Regions from separate parts of the Homo sapiens genome. Here region 1 is linked to region 2. The links are chromatin contacts, found by Hi-C or POLR2A ChIA-PET in ENCODE. All regions are on one chromosome and are shown on one strand. The core of a region is the stretch at or near the end of the contact, and the rest is flanking DNA. Distances in the headings are between cores, read along the strand shown.

Region 1 (5,828 bases), core at 2,651-5,150, 1.2 Mb before region 2:
TCCCAAGTAGCTGGAATTACAGGTGGACGCCACCACACCTGGCTAATTTCTGTATTTTTAGTAGCAACAGAGTTGTTGGCCAGGCTATTCTCAAACTCCTGACCTCAAGTGATCTGCCCACCTCGGCCTCCCAAAGTGCTGGGATTACAGACATGAGCCACCGTGCCTGGCCAATTTTGGTTTTTAAATCCCTAAACAGCACACAATCAAGAACTGAAACTTTTAACTGGCACATGATGTCGAGGAAGAACCCTTGCAAACTTCAAGGTGTGCAATATGGGATCAATCTCCCATTTAAGAACCAGCCAGGCAAGATGGGAGTATGGATTGCTGGGCATTAAGTTATAAGAAAAAAAAAATGACCTGTTTCTAGAATGATGTTGGAATAGGTTCTTCCTTGGGACAATAGAAAGGGATGAAAAAGACCCCACCTACTAGACTACCACAACTTTGCACTGTACTTACAGAAAAACCCTCATAAAGGAAACGAAGGGCAAAAGCTTACTTATTAGCTAGAGAAAACAAGCCAAATGTCTAGACCTTTTCAGCAACATTTACGGAGGCTTTTATAGGGCACAGGTTTTGAGTGCAGATGACCTAGGGTTCTATTTACCACTGGATCTTATGGGCACATGACCATGGATAAGTTACTAGACTCTTTGAATTTGTTTTCTCATCAGTAAAGTAGGGATAAAAACCTCATATTTTGCGAGGCTGCTGTAAGAAGCAAATGAGAAGATAAAAATAAGCAAGGCACTCGGCAGGCTCTGGCACACAGAGCTCTGTAAAGTAATGTTCTAGAACTCTGGGCTTCCACTTCTCTGTGGCTAGTTTACCTGCCTTTGCTTCAAGCAGTCCTATAAAACCCTGCTTCTCCTTAGCCATGCCTGATAGGAGGACACTCCAGGGAGTGATGGGAACCTGCTTTTTCATTGTTAGAATTAGTGTAAGAGCTGCGCTTTATGATCTTTGGACAGTACTCCAGTGGGACTGTGTCAGTAAATTAGAAGAATGTAAAATGCTTTGCGTTCCGTATCTCCCAAAACTAATCTTATGGCAAGAGGAGCTTATGAACTACATTCATTAAACATCAACCCTCAAAAAACAGGCATAGCCACTACTTTCAGTCAGCATTTTTCAAATAAAATAGGAGATAATATTCTTTTAAATATCTAAAGCCAAAGTGTGATACTTTTCATCATCAGAATTTTATGTTGCTGTTGTGAATTTGTCTTTTAAAACAAAAAAACCCGTAAGGAAAAAGTGTCCAGTATCTAAGACAACATGCTTAGAAGCTGTGAGTCAGGACCCAGTTTCATAATAAGAGGTAGCATCATTGTCACGTCACTGAGCTTGTTGGGTACCTCTCCAACTCTGACTGAGGCACACACATGTGCATGGCCCTTCTAAAATGTTACTGGCAGGCAGTAAAAGCGGATGTCTGAGAACAGACTGTTTTTTAGGTGCCCAGTAAGCATCAAATCTTGAGGCATTTGGTCTCTCTTCTGGTGAAAGGGGACAAAAGCAAAAAATAACACTGAAGTTTGGGCTTCAGTTCAAAAAATTCTTTAACTCGGGTGCATAAAAGAGTTCCAAGAATACTGACAGTTATCAGAAAGGAAAATCCTAATTAAAATTAACTAACTGGGCTGGGTGCAGTGACTCACACCTGTAATCCCACACTTTGGGAGGCTGAAGCAAGTGGATCACCTGAGGTCAGGAGTTCAAGACCAGCCTGGCCAACATGGAGAAAACCCGTCTCTACTAAAAATACAAAGATTAGCTGGGCATGGTGGCGTGCACCTGTAATCCCAGCTACTTGGTAGACTGAGGTAGGCAGAATTGCTTGAACTCAGGAGGCGGACGTTGTAGTGGACCAAGATCTTGCCACTGCACTCCAGCCAGGGAGACAGAGTGAGACTCCATCTCAAAATAAAAAAAAATTAAATTAAAAACATAAAATTAACTAACTGAAGCTCTTGTGCACATACATGTCACTGCCTGGCCTCTGGGTGACCAGTACCAAGTGGGCCTAACCAGCCTGCTGTGCAATCCAAGTCAGCCATTGCCCCTCTCTGGGCCTCAGTTTCCCTGCCAGCTTTAGCAGAATGGTAGGAAGGCACAATTACAACCTGCAAATGAGACCTAAGAAACCTACTATGTGCCTGTCCCTACACGGGAGACAGACAAGAAGACACTTGTTCCCTGCCCTCAAGAGAACGCTCTGTCTAGACACTTAGACTAAGACCTTAGAGGTTTTTTTTTTTTTTTTTTTTTTTTTTTTTTTGGCAGAGTCTTGCTCTGTTGCCCAGGCTGGAGTGCAATGGCACAATCTTGGCTCACTGCAACCTCCGACTCCGGGGTTCAAGCGATTCTCCCGCCTCAGCCTCCCAAATAGCTGGGATTACAGGCACCCACCACCACACCCAGCTAATTTTTGTATTCTTTGTAGAGATGCGGTTTCGCCATGTTGCCCAGGCTGGTCTCGAACTCCTGAGCTCAAGTGATCCACACGCCGCAGCCTCCCAAAGTGCTGGGATTACAGGCATGAGCCTGGCCCAGAATTTTTTTTAAAAAGTGAGAATCAACAATGAAACAGGAACGTCTCCAGGCATTTGGCGTGTGTCAGGAATTAGGGTTTCAGAAAGGATACCCAAATGTTAGTTTCCACAGGAAAGGCTCATTCAAAGATGGATGGATAGAACTCAGAAACAAATCCTTATGGAGAGGAGTGTTTTACCTAAAACCAGAAATATGGATCTAAAATTTTAACCTTTGGGGTAAGTTTTGGCTTAGGAGGTCTTCCCCGCACCCGTGCAGGGGGGAGCCGGATATTCTGAAAAGACTAGATTTGACAAGGGGTGTGCAAAGCACAACTTTAACAGACACAATGATGGGGTCTGACTGCAAACACAAAATCGACAGAATCACATGCTCTTGTCGTCAGTTACTCTTAGCCCAAAAACCGTTTACTTCTTCCTACTAAGCCTTCTCTGATGACACCCCCGTGAAGTGCTCTGTTAGTGGCTAGACCGTGACCTCCTTGAGCCATCCAGAGCTTGGCACTCAGTAATGTCAGAATGAAGGGCACCAGCCTTTCCCGAACTTGCAGATCCTACAAATCACCCGAGGGAGTGGTTAAAATGAGATTCCTGGACCACACCCAGACCCACTCAATCAATCCTTCTGGACAAAGGCCTAGCTGTCTGTTCTAGTAACAAGCATCCTTCCGATCTGGATACTTAATTATATCAACTCAACACGCTGGGGGTTCGGACAAGTTGCAGGTTCGAAATTACAATCGTGAGCTCAGGTACCCCCCGACTCCAAGGCTTTCGTGCTTTGCTGCCAGGAACCCCCAGGGACCAAAACGTCACGGGGACTGAGGCCCAAGGTCACAACGATTGGCTACTGGTAGGACCGGGTCTCAGAACCAGGTCTCCCCGATCCCAAGCTCGGAGCCGTTTCTCCTCAGCGTGGTGTCCCCGGGGCCTCAGAGTAGGGCCGGCTGCGCAAGGGACGAGGCAGCCGGGGAACGGCAGAAATTCCCAGTCAGGACCCCAGGGAGGTTAGGGCCGGCCCTGGCCCCTCACACCGACTTCTCAGGAATAAACCAGCCGGGGCTTTCAGCGGGGCGGCCGTGGCTGCGTTCCCATCGAGGAACGGGGTGGGAAGAGAAAATGAGAGGATGTGGGAACGAGGGTGGGCCGGGAGGGGACAGTTGAGGGAGCTCTGGCGCTCAGCTGGCCCCCACCACTCTCACCTGCCGCCTGGGCTCGCTCCCGGCTTCTCTCCAGCCGTCGACTCCACGCCTTGCGCCTCTCGCGAGAGGAGGAGGCTCCACGGAGCGACGACTTCCGCCCTCCTTAGGGCCGTGGTCCCGTAGCTACCGGTCGCGTCGCCGTGGGCGACGTGCCCGCTTCCAAAATGGCGGCGGCGGCGGTATCTGGTGCGCTTGGCCGGGCGGGCTGGAGGCTCCTGCAGCTGCGATGCCTGCCCGGTGAGGGGGCTGCCAAGCCGGGGAGAGGCGGGGAGCGCGGAGGGGGCGCGAGGCCGGCTTCAGCTGGGTTCGACGGTGGGGGGAAGAGGCCGTTGGGGCGGCCCACGAGCAAGGTGAGGTGAAGGGCATCGGCGCGGGCTCGGGCGAGCCGCCTGGCTAGCTTCGGCCCTGCTCCGCTGTCTGTGAGGGGCAGATGCAGCGGGGCAGGGCCTGTCACCCCCATTTCATGGAGTTGGCAGAGCCTCAGAGAGGGCTCGGGGTACGAAAGTCACGCAGCCTGAGCCTGTTGGTTACAGAACTGGCAGTCGCAGACCCATTCTCAAGTCCATTGCCAAGTCCACTGGAAGGACAGGTGGACACGGCCACAGAGAGCCTAGTCCATTGTTTCCCGAAAGCCAGCCGTTTCCTCACCACTTCACGAATTCTGTGATACTCTCTTACCACCTTTGCCACTATGTACTCAGTATTTTTATTTTTAAATAGGAGTTCTTAAAGAGGAAACTTTATATCATTGTCATAAATGGAAAACTAATATCGCCTTCCTTAATTAGAACGTATGCATTAACACTTTAGCATACATACATAACTGATGAAACGTTCACCTGTATTTCACCTAAAATCTTCTCATGACCCTCAGTGGTACTACAGTCATACTTTGCATCTGCTCCTTCCTTTTCAAAGTTTTGCGGATATTTGTGCCGTATCTTTCAGTACATGTATTAAAATATTGATATTTTGGCACATACTATTCTGTTTCTTTTTTTTCTTTTTTTTTTTTTTCTGAGACAGGGTCTGGCTCCTCAGCCTCCCAAGGAGCTGGGACTACAAGTGCGTGCCACCCTACTTGGCTTAATTTTGTTGTTGAGACAGAGTCTCACTCTGTCACCCAGGCTGGAGTGCAGTGGTACAATCTCGGCTCACTGCAGCCTCTACCTCCTGGGTTCAAGTGATTCTCCTGCCTCAGCCTTCCTAGTAGCTGGGGTTGTGCCACCATGCCCAGCTAATTTTTTATTTTTAGTAGACGGGGTTTCACCATGTTGGCCAGGCTAGTCCAAAACTCCTGACCTCAAGTTATCTGCCTGCCTCAGCCTCCCAAAGTGTTGGGATTACAGGTATGAGCCACCGCCTAGCCCCCTTTTGTTGTATTTATACAAAATTCCAAACTAAAGATGTGTAGTAAAAGTAATGTCTATGACCCCGCAAATCCACCAAGAGAAATGAAGGTATGTGTCTACAAAAAAGTTAGTACAAGTATATTCATAGCAATTTTATTCATAGTAGCCAAACACAGAAACAGTCCAGTTGTCTAGCAACAGAATAGTATTTTTTTTATGGAATACTATTCTGCAATAAAAACTAAAAATCAGTCAAAGAGAAAGCTGGACACTAAAGTGATAAGGACCATTTTTAATCAGTAATAACTATTGCAATAGGGAAAAGAGTCTAGCATGAACGGAGCCCAACCTTGAGTTTAGAGCATGCAGAAGTCACTGGGTGTTTCAAAGAAAAAATGAGGGAGGAGGGAGGAAGGCAGGTGGGGACTCAGTAGAGTCAGGATAGTGAATAATTATAAATAAGATTGGTCTGCTAGCTGGCAGTTAACAAAGTTAGGATTCTGTTTTCCCACAGGGAGACAAGCCCTATCCTTCTTAAGTGTTAGCCTGAACAAACAGTAAAATTTTTTTTGACAGCCTTGAGTTTTCTCAGGCAGGCACTTTAAAGGGGGGTAGGGTTATCTTAAGGGATGTGGCCCTGAGTGATGCTTATGTTAGTGTGTGTTCAAGTCTTTATAGGCCAAGGTTGAGGCCTAGATAAGAAGAGGGCTCAG
Region 2 (5,839 bases), core at 1,521-4,020:
ACGTGTTTGTTATTACACAGAAAGAAATAATCAAGTTCATAAATTCAAACTGGTTAAAAAGAAAGCTTCTCGGCTGGGCACCGTGGCTCACGTCTGTAATCCCAGCACTTTGGGAGGGTGAGGCGGGTGGATCATGAAGTTAAGAGTTCGAGACCATCCTGGCCAACATGGTGAAACCCTGTCTCTATTAAAATACAAAAATTAGCTGGGTGTGGTGGCGGGCACCTGTAGTCCCAGCTACTCGAGGGGCTGAGGCAGAATTGCTTGAACCCTGGAGGCAAAGGTTGCAGTGAACCGAGATTGTGTGCTGCTGCACTCCAGCCTGGTGACAGAGCGAGACTCCATCTCAAAAAAAAAAAAAAAAAAAAAGTTTCTCATAACCAGATCAGAATCTATCCTAAAACATACTCAGAAAAAGTAACATGCAAGGTAATTTGAAATCAGACTTTAAAGCATGTTTTGAAAAGATGGCAAGCATTTCCATTTGTTTTCATAGCTTTTTTTAATGACTTGACTCCAAATAAGAAGGATGTCTTATTATTTAGCTTGACAACATCTATGTTAAAGAGACTAGGATCTAAACCCCGAAGAGAAATTCAGAAACTAGAAAAAAAGAAAATGAACCCGGGGTGTTAAGCTGGGAACCAAAAAGAGCACATTTCAATTCTTTTCCACCGTAATGCCACAAAACCGTACCTTAAAACTTCTAAGATTACAATCTTAGGTAAGAAAAGGAAATATTTTCAGTTACAAATAGACATGTCTTTGCGCCTTCATTCTAGACTTTTTTTTGAGACGGAGTCTCCCCGTCCCCCAGGCTGGAGTGCAGTAGCTCTATCTCGGCTCACTGCAACCTCCGCCTCCCGGGTTCAAGCAATTCTCCTGCCTCAGCCTCCCAAGTAGCTGGGATTACAGGCACCTGCCACCACGCCCGGCTAATTTTTGTATTTTTAGTAGAGACGCGGTTGTGACATGTTGGCCAGGCTGGTCTCGAACTCCTGACCTCTGGTGATTCACCTACCTTGGCCTCCCTAAGTGCTGGGATTACAGGCGTGAGCCACCGCGCCCAGTCGATTCTAGACTTGTTTCCACTAAGACTTGGGGAACCCACACTTGTTGAAAAGGAACTAACTCTCCAAACTAGTTTTATCAACATGCTATCATTTCAGTCAAAGCACAGCTAGCCACCTAAAACCATGTATCATCAATGCATATTCTCCTTAGACAAGGTAACAATTTGCAGTATCCTAAAACATAATTATTTAAACTGTTACCACATGTCTTCTTAATAGCTAAAATACTCTGCTGCCAATCTTTAAAAGGGTAGGAATACCAACCGGGACCACAGATCACTTAAGTATTAAACCCAAGTACCTATAGAAAAAAATTGTTCTTAATCTGTTTGACCTTCCTCCTAATATTTTACTTGCCTTCCCTCATTTTTTTAATCCATGTATTCCCTATTCCTATCAAAGGGGCTGTCATAAGGAAAACGTTCGGCATTGTTTCAAACAGTATAATTATATTCACTCAATCACTGACTTAAAAAAAAAAAAAAACCCAAGTAGTCACAGGCTATCGAATTGTAGAGAAATCGGCAGGGTAGGTTAAGCATTGTTACTCAGTTTTCAGGAAGAAAACAGACTTTATTAGAGTCCTAAGAAATGTGACATTTGATTAACTTCATGGGAAAAGTTTGTCATAAAGTTTATTTTAAATACAACATTTTCAAACGCACAGATGTCAAGCATTCTTTTTTAATCTACAAAGCTTACTCCTCGGGGAGTTAGTATCTGTGAGCCCTCTTGGGTGAATTCTGCAAAGGAGGTGGTACTGAAAAAGTATTATTTGTGTTTGGCCTTAAGTACCTCTACAAGACCTGCCGTGGATCTTATCAGCCTTGAGGCCTACAAGTGCTCAGCTCACTAGCGGGACACTTGTCCTGGGTGAGCAGGACCGCCACTACTGCAGACACCGGACCGAGTAGGTGGGGGCCAACTTCAAAGAAAGTGTGAGCGCCCAGGCGCGCGAGTGGAACAAAACCTGTAGCAAGTAATAAGGAAGTGCTTGCTCCCGCCCGCCCTTCCCATCCGGGGACACCCGAAACCTGGGGGGCTTTGACAACGTGCTGGGGGCGTAAGACGGGGAGAGTGGCAGCTCCGAGTACACGGAGAAGAACTGGAAACATGCAAAAACTCCAAACACGGTCCCCCCCGCCAGAAGCCCTAGGCCTCGGAAGCCGATGCCCACTGCAACCATCAGGGAGCAGAGACAGAAACAGTAGTTAAGGAGGTCGTGGAGGTCTCAGAGGGGTGCAACCCGCGCGAAGCCAGGCCCAGCGACACGAACTGCCGCCGCTGCCGCCCCCTGAGCCTCCAGGCCCGGGACAGAGACCACCATGGGTCTCACCCCGCGCTCTACCCTCCGCTTCCTGGAGCCTTCTCGCTGGCCTCTCATCTTCAGAGCGCGAAGCCTCCGAGAGCCGTGTGGAGAAGAGTCCGCCCTCTCCCGCCTCGTCCCACTTCCCCGTCCCGGCTGCCTCTCACTCCCTAGAGCTCCGGGAAACGCTTCCAGTGGCCCCAGGTCCACCCCTGTTCCTCCTCCCACCGGCTCTCGCGTTCCCAAGCTGACACCGCCACCCTACCCTAGCCCCTGACGCCAACCCGCCTCACCTCAGGCGGCTCCGGCAGCGCTGGACACAGGAAACTCCTGGGTCCCCGACTCCGGCTCTCCTCGACCCCCTCTTCGGTTAACTCCGCTTGTTTCTCTACAAAATGGCGCCGGAGGTCGCGCGCTCACGTCGCGGCCTTTCCCCTCCCCGTTCCCATTTCATCATTCGCTGCCCGCCCGAGGAGGGATGGCCCCAGAGCCAGCCAATGGCCGCGCCCCGCCTGTGGCTTCTACCCAATCACCGACAGGTGCCCGCGGATTTAAACCAATCACACTCTATCACTTGCAGAAGTCGAGGAAGAAATCAGGCTCCTGCTAGCAACTACCAATCCGGCCTCCTACTTCGCGGACTTTGGCCAATTGCCGCTCACCAGGCCCAGGGGACCGGAGTCAGAGCCCTCGCGCCTGCGCTCGAGGCGAGGGCCAATAGGGAGAGGCTGATAACTTCGATTTGGGGCTTCACGTACTTCCCACCTGCCCTGGAGGGCTGCGACCAGTGGGGCTTGGCATTGCCTTTGAGGAACAATAAATTATGGAAGGGGCCCATAACTCCTCGCCACCCTGCGCGGGAACTACTTTGAATTACAGTGAAACAGCTTTCCTCCACTTTCCTTCCTCTTTCGAAATGTCACGGTCCAGTAGACTTCGGGGATTCCCAACCGAAACAATCCCCTCCCCTAGTGTCCCTTTGGCGGGGAACGCCAGCCAGAAAGCAAGCCAGGTTGTGACTAGAGTTGGGGCGCTTTGCATCCTGGGATGTGTAGTCGCGCTCCTCTACCCCGTTCCCATCGCAGAAGTAATGCGTCTTCGTTCGTCGCTGCGCCCTAGAAGGAGCAGTGCATGCTGGGGGTTGTAGTCACCCAGGTGGCCACCTTGTCCTCGCTTGCTTCGCTTTGGTCAAGGGAACTTTCTGTTTTAGTTCTGTCTATTGAAGAAGGGACACCTTCCAGAGACGCCTTCCAGAGACGTAGGAGACGCAAGTTCTCTTCCTGGCTTAAGTCCTAGAAGCCGTCTAAGAAAGGATACCCATGTCCTTTGCTCTCAAGAGAAAAAGCATAGAAACATATTTTGCTATGGTTTGTTTGTTAACTATGATAGTTGGTAAGATTTTATACTCACCTGTACCCAAAAGAGAAAGGATTGGGAAGGAAGTGTTGACTGGTTAGCTCTATTACCTTTTGAAATTAAGGCCGGGCGCGGTGGCTCACGCTTGTAATACCAGCTCTTTGGGAGGCTGAGGCGGGTGGATCACGACGTCAGGTGATCGAGACCATCCTGGCTAACACGGTGAAACCCCATCTCTACTAAGATACAAAAAATTAGCCGGGCGTGGTGGCGCACACCTGTAATCCCAGCTACTTAGGAGGCTGAGGCAGGAGAATCGCTTGAACCCGGGAGGCGTGGGTTGCAGTGAGCAGAGATCGCGCCACTGCACTCCAGCCTGAGCGACAGAGCAAAACTCTGTCTCAAAAAAAAAAAAAAAAAAAAAAAGGCAGGGCGCTGCGGATCACGCCTGCAATCCCAGCACTTTGGGAGGCCGAGGCGGGCGGATCACGAGGTCAGGAGATGGAGACCATTCCGGCTAACACGGTGAAACCCCGTCTCTACTAAAAATACAGAAAAATTAACCGGGCGTAGTGGCGGGCGCCTGTAGTCCCAGCTACTCGGGAGGCTGAGGCAGGAGAATGGCGTGAACCCGGGAGGCAGAGGTCGCAGTGAGCCGAGATCGCGCCGCTTGACTCCAGCCTGGGCGACTGAGCGAGACTCCGTCTCCAAAAAAAAAAAAGAAAAGAAAAAGAAATTCAAACCTATCCCTGTGCTCACCCCTGTCCTCAGACTAGGCTCAGTAGGTGGTCTTCTGGCCATCTCTCTCATATTACCTCTCGTGCCCAAAAAAATACTTAAAAAAAATTATGGTAAGAAACACATGAAATTTACCATCTTAATCATTTTTAAGTGTAGAATACAGTAGTGTTAACTATATGCATATTGTTGTACAACAGATCTCTAGAACTTTTTCATCTTGCAAAACTGAAACTACATCTGTTGTTTAACACCTTCCATTTCCCCCTCCCCCTAGTCCCTGACAATCACTATTCTTCTTTATGTTCCTGAGTTTGATTACTTTAGATACCTCATATAAGTGGAATCATGCAGTATTTGTCTTTTTGTGACTGGCCTAGTTAACTGAGCATATGTCCTAAAAACACATCTTTTTTTTTTTTTTTTTTTTTTTTTTTTTTTTTTTTTTTGAGACGGAGTTTTGCTCTTGTTGCCCAGGCTGGAGTGCAATGGTGCAATCTCAGCTCACTGCAACCTCCGGCCTCCCCAGTTCAAGCAAGACTCCTGCCTCAGCCTCCCAGGTACCTGAGATTGCAGGCACGTGCCACCACACCCAGCTAATTTTTGTATTTTTAGTAGACACAGGGTTTCACCATGTTGGTCAGGCTGGTATTGAACTCCTGACCTCAGGTAATCCACCCGCCTCAGCCTCCCAAAGTGCTGGGATTACAGGCATGAGCCACCAAGCCCAGCCTAAAAATACTTTTCGACACCTCCCTTTCCTTAGTTGGAGGCCAGGTCTTTCAGCCTACATTTACTGAGTCCCTTGTGCTTTCAAGCAACTGTGCAAGAGCAGAACTGTGCAAGAGCCAGGGACCCCACATATAGTAAGAAGAAGGATCACTTCCGTCTTGTTCACAGCTGTATTCTCAGCACCTAGTATTGTGTCTGGCACATGGTAGGCATATGTGCAAATAGGCCTTGCAGGGTACTAAAGGGAGAAATCGACTTACAACATTGTAATCTTAGAAGTAAAAGGCCCCCTAAACAGAACAAGGATGAGGAATAAGGCCCTTCCCTGCACGGTTGCTAGTAAAAGTTACCAAAACCCCTATGTAGAGCAGCATTTTGGCCGAGTTTATCAAAAGTGAAAATGCCGACCCCACTGACCCAGTAATTCCATGTCTAAGAATTTACTCCACAGATGAACATTGCAAATGTGTGCAGAGTGCATACAGATATACATGGAAGCGTTGTTTATGGGGACCCAAAAGATTGGAAACAATAATAAAATGTATGGTACTTTGGGCCAGACCCCATCTCTACTAAAAATACAAAAATTAGCCAGGTGTGGTGGCAGGCGCCTGTAATCCCAGCTATTCGGGAG

The links. A loop is a pair of places that touch in the nucleus more often than their neighbours do. ChIA-PET counts read pairs that join two places held with the same protein, here RNA polymerase II (POLR2A). Pooled maps may share reads with other maps.
Region 1: a map of CD8-positive, alpha-beta T cell shows a loop between it and region 2 (11-fold over the local background). The contact joins the promoter of COQ9 here to the promoter of CNOT1 in region 2. A Hi-C loop is called at or near these places in 2 of 168 maps with a recorded cell type or tissue (CD8-positive, alpha-beta T cell and naive thymus-derived CD4-positive, alpha-beta T cell) and 9 of 50 pooled maps. POLR2A ChIA-PET finds 5 or more read pairs at or near these places in 1 of 52 experiments (activated B cell).

What each region holds. Positions count from the first base shown.
Region 1 is chr16:57,443,579-57,449,406 of GRCh38, forward strand. COQ9 (coenzyme Q9) reads left to right here and starts at 3,901. Exons shown (of 9, transcript NM_020312.4): 1 at 3,901-4,000. The coding sequence starts at 3,928. It overlaps CIAPIN1 (cytokine induced apoptosis inhibitor 1), which reads right to left and starts at 3,807. Exons shown (of 9, transcript NM_020313.4): 1 at 3,764-3,807. RefSeq lists an enhancer at 3,719-4,013.
Region 2 is chr16:58,627,056-58,632,894 of GRCh38, forward strand. It overlaps CNOT1 (CCR4-NOT transcription complex subunit 1), which reads right to left and starts at 2,771. Exons shown (of 49, transcript NM_016284.5): 1 at 2,673-2,771. RefSeq lists enhancers at 1,848-2,524, 2,525-3,200, 2,649-2,858, 3,149-3,638.